2 separate regions of the Mus musculus genome follow, and region 2 is linked to region 1. A link is a loop called in an ENCODE intact Hi-C map of the cell type or tissue named here. Cell type or tissue: heart. All regions are shown on one strand.

Region 1 (2,500 bases):
GAAAATCTACAGGAGCATCTTACTTTTATTTTCTGCATTCTTATACCAGATTTTGTTTTCTCTGTAGCCAAATCCATCTTTTGAAGAATTTTGTTCGTTTGCTTGTTTTTTTCTGAACCAGGGTCTTACTACAGTCCAGGTTGACCTCAAATTCATGGTAATTCTCCTGCCTCAGCCTCCCAGGTGCTGAGATTACAGACATGTACTAGAAATGTTGTTTTTTTTTTTTCTTTAAACTTGGGTAAACATAAAAAAAAGAAAGAGTTCTCATGAGTTCTTTACACAGATATATGCACTGTTAACAGTTAACCTTGTGCTAACTGTTGCTCATGTTCTCTCTATATCTGTTTTTAAAATCTTACTAATTTTTTGAGAACAAGGATAGTCTCATATTTACATTATTATCACCATCAAATTAGGATACTTTATATTGATATTGTTTCACACATAGTTTATTCCTAGACTTCTTTAATTGGTTTATTGTACTTTTGTAATGACCCTTTTCCTTCTGGTCTCAGAACCACACACAATATTTCTTGTCTTTAGACTCGTTCCTTTATTTTCTATCTTCTTGTCTGGACACTGGGACTTTTGAAGAGTGTTTGCTTTGGTCTTTCTTGAGTGGATTCAGTGCATTGTTTTTCTAGTATTTTGGGGACTAGCTTTTAAGGTTCGATACAGGTATGAATATCAGAGGACTACAGTTTCTTTCTAAAATGTCATAGAATTTGCATATAATTTAGACACATCTGATTGTATATTAAGTAATTTCCAGTTTTATTTATAATGCTTGTCTTAAGGTTTCTATTGCTTTGAAGAGACACAGAACCATGAACACAGAAGCTCTTATAATGGAAAATAATGGCCAAGTATTCAAACTGTAGTCTATGGGTGCCATTCCTATTCAGACCACCATAGTACCTAAAGCAATGTAAATAGGTGTCTGTGTTTAAAAGTAGAAACAAGAAAAAGTGAGTAAAGAAGAAGCCAAAATGTACCTAATCACATTTCTACTTGGTTCAGTCTGAATGCAGAACACTTGGGTAGTGACCACACTGGGCCTTTGCTTGGAAGGCTCTTTGGAATATTCTGATAGTTTCTTGTCTTATTTAACATTCTTTTATTAATCACATCAGTATTGATGCCTTTCCTGACTGTTCTGTATAAAACACCAGACACTTCCAACCCTTTAATTTCATTTGTCTTTTATTTGATTTCTTCTTGAAGCAGACTTTGCTCTTCATTAATGTGAGTGAGTGTGTGTGTGTGCAGCATGGGCACACATGGGCATGTGTAGCCAACTACTTATTAGAATATATAAATTTTTGTTAATTGCCAAATACCTATTTTGTGGAATAGTGTGACATGTTGATGCCCAATGAGTGAAAGAATAGTACTCTTTTTTGGTATATAGAGAACTTTTCAAACAGTTTAGAAAGTGAAACTTAACTTTTGAGGGTATTGGTGTACTCTTTAAGGGTGAGGAAATTGGGGCTGGAGAGATGACTCAGTGGTTAAGAGCACCAACTGCTCTTCCAAAGATCCTGAGTTCATATCCCAGCAACCACATGGTGGCTCACAATCATCCGTAATGAGATCTGATGCCCTTTTCTGGTGCATCTGAAGACAGCTACAGTGTATTTAGATATAATAATAAATAAATCTTTAAAAAATTAGTAATTAAAAAAAAGGGTGAGGAAATTGGAACTCCTGATTATCCACTTTATACTAAAATATAAATTATAGCTGGGCTTCTGCTCCTTTCTTTTACACTACTTAATGTGTAGAAGGCATGAACAGGAAATAAGGTAATAGGCATTTCTTAGTTTTGTTGCCCTGTCATTTCCCTGTTGGATTCTAGTTTTCCTCACCAATGATTGAGATGTCTGAGCAATGATCTGAGAGTCCATTTACGTGTCAGTAGAGGCACATTAAATATGAGATCTAACAGTCAAAGATTGAAAGGAAATCCTGCATATTAATACTGCTGTTTACTTAATTTAACACCCATAGTTTGTTTCTTTTTAGTATATTGAGTGCTTGTACTGTGCCAGACTCTGGGGATTCAGTGATTAATAAGAAAGCAACTTCCCCCTCCAACTGTGAAGCTTTAGTTGCATTCAGAATGAAAGGCTATTTATTAAATAGGTCAACGTTAATATAGATTGACACATTACAAATATTTGTGACAAGAAACAACATGGTACTATAGATGTGTGTAAGAAGGGGAAGCTTTTTGAAGAAGTCATTTATGTTATTGAGGCCTTCAATAAATAGGCAGTGCCTCAGCATACTTAAGAGTGAAGGAAAGACATAGGCTTTTCAAGATCCTGAAAGACATTCAGGTCAGAGTGATTGCCATTAAATAGTTGAATGTGGTAAATGTTTAGGATGAAGAAACTCAGGCTAAGGCACTAAATCACAGAGAAGGCTTAGAGGGGAGCATAAAGTGACCAGCTGTTTTAACAGCTGGATTGTTTTGGTTGTAGGGTGGAGAGTA
Region 2 (2,500 bases), 50 kb before region 1:
CCTGTCAAGTGCTGGAATCAAAGGTGTGTGCCACCGCGCCCAAGTGTTTTCTTGGTTAGTGATTGATAAACGTGCGCCCAGCCCACTGGGAGTGGCGCCACCCCAGGGCTGTATCAGGAAGCAGGCTGAGCTAACCTAGAGAATGAGCCAGAGGCATTCTGCTTCAGTGCCTGCCTCCAGGTTCTAGTTCTGAGCTCCTACCTACTCTTCCCTTGATGACGGATCGGATTGGTACCTGTAAGCCGCATAAGACCCCTTTCTCCCCAGATTGTTTTTGGTCAGTGTTTTGTTGTAACACAGAAAGCAAAGTAGAACTGAAGGCGTAGTCTGTGTCCAAGGAGAAGCAGTCCAGTAAGAAAGCAGACTAGGGTGTAGGGGGTGGGACATTTATGACTCAGTTTCCCAGGTTACAAGGTGAAAGTATAGCTATAGGTAAGGAGGCTGGAGTGTCCCTGAAAGTCAGAGTGTTTCAGGTAGGGCAGTCCTGCTTTGCATAGATAACCAGATCTAAGAGAAGGCAGAGCAGGCTGAGGAGGCGCGGGCTGGCTGGAGGCTGGAGGCTGGAGGCTGGAGAGTCTTGCTTGGCAGCCACATATAGAATGCGGTGCAGATGTGGGAGTGGGTGAGCCGTGGCCGGAAACCAGCAGAATGGAATGTGTGTTCTCAGAGATGAGCAGAGCAACGACTCGCTTTAGGAGCTCTGTTCTGCTTCGGCGGCATTTAAAATAATGTCATTCAGTGCCCAGCAACACACACACACACACACACACACACACACACACACGGAGAGGGAGGGGTAGAGGGATTGTCAGATGAGAAAAAAAACAAAAAAACAAAACAAAACCAAAAAAACCTCTGTTCTGTGTTCTGCACAGTTGGGGAAATTAAGTGGGGATCTAAAATAAAGTTTTCACTTCTTGTTTTAGAAACAGATGATAGCTATCTGGGCAGAGTCACATCCATATAATAATTTAATGAGTGCCTTTCAGTACCATATTAGGCCAGATGGTGGCCAGGACATAATGAGTATGTAAGGGATCTTGTGCTTAGAGTCCCTTGGGTTACTATTTTAAGAAGAAGCCCTATCATGTAGTTGTTATTTTTTTGAGACAGAGTCTCATGAGCTCAGCTTTATGTATGCCAGGCCAGCATGCTCCTGAGCTTCATCCCTTAGTCTTCCTTTTCTGGCGTTTTAGACATGGGTTCGTCTTGTAGCTTAGGATGGTCTTGAACTCAACTGTGTAGCTGACGAGGGAGAATCTCCCCTTTAATCGTGTCCCAAGTGCTGCGATTGAGGCATGGCTCTCTGTGTCATTTAGAAAAGTTCCCAAGTAATAGAATCACAAACTAGTAATATAATTGTCTTTTTAAAAAGCTTCCCTGGGGCTGGAGAGATGGCTCTGTGGGTAAGAGCACTGACTGCTCTTCTGAAGGTCCTGAGTTCAAATCCCAGCAACCACATGGTGGTTTACAACCATCCGTAATAAGATCTGACACACTCTACTGGTATGTTTATCTAAAGAAAGCTACAGTATATATATATATATATATATATATATATATATATATATATATATATAAAATAAATCTTAAAAAAATATAGCTTCCCTGTAGTCGAGTGATTTGTGATGTGTACAGTGGTTATCTGACTTTTGGATGCTACAACACAATAATGTTTATTGCAAACAACTCAAATTAATTCCTGGGCTAATGAAATGGAAGGGCAGTTCTCAATAGATTAAAGTACAGTGGCTAATAAGTGTATGGAAAAAAATTTAATCTCACCAGTCATCAGAGAATGAAATAAAAATCCCCTTGAGATTCCACCTCAACCCAGTCAGAATGGCAGTCAATAAAGCACCCACGTCTGTAACCTTAGGGTTCAGGAGACAGGTAGGAGGGTCAGAAGTCCAATGCCATCTTTAGCTACAGAGAGAGAAAGAAGGGGGTCAGCCTGGGATGATGGAGAACCTGTCTCCAAAACAAACCAATTGGCAAGAAAGAAGGGAACCCTCTCTCAGCCTGGGGGTGCACAATTTACTCTTAACACTCAGGAGGGAGGCAGAAGTGGGTGGATCTCTGAATTTCAGGTATGCCTGCCGTATATAGTGTGTTCCAGGCCAGCTAGGGCAATGCAGTGAGACTCTGCTACAGGAGAAAGAACAGACAAACAAACACCCCCCAAAAACAAAACAAGTAAAAACAAGGGGAAAACCCCACACAATGTTGGTGGGAATGAAATAGGGTAGCGGCTATGGAAATCAGCATGGAGGATCTGCAAAGTTTTAAAAACCAATATGTACCACAGGGCTGAGCTGTGCTACTCAGGGCATGGACTCACAGGCCGCCAAGTCAACACGTCCCAAAGACACTTGTCCATCAGTGCTTATTGTAGTTGCTAGCTAAGTGATAGTGAAGGAACAAACTGAGGGGCTGGAGAGATGGCTCAGCAGTTAAGAGCACTGACTGCTCTTCCAAAGGTCCTGAGTTCAAGTCCCAG

What was found. Peaks named below come from ENCODE experiments on the same cell type or tissue, not always from the same donor. Only the 100,000 strongest peaks of a DNase experiment are listed, where the experiment ranks them.
Region 2: a loop joins it to region 1, with 2.4 times the contacts of the local background. A loop is called at or near these places in 2 of 42 quality-filtered maps.

What each region holds. Positions count from the first base shown.
Region 1 is chr17:42,831,416-42,833,915 of GRCm38, reverse strand. The region is part of intron 5 of Cd2ap (CD2-associated protein); the gene reads left to right. Among named protein-coding and RNA genes, the nearest start is that of Cd2ap, 44 kb to the left of the region's middle. In heart, no CTCF peak of the experiment used is centred here; no DNase peak of the experiment used is centred here.
Region 2 is chr17:42,881,570-42,884,069 of GRCm38, reverse strand. No RefSeq gene overlaps it. Among named protein-coding and RNA genes, the nearest start is that of Cd2ap, 6.4 kb to the right of the region's middle. In heart, a CTCF peak has its summit at 999; no DNase peak of the experiment used is centred here; H3K27ac peaks cover 1,232 bases.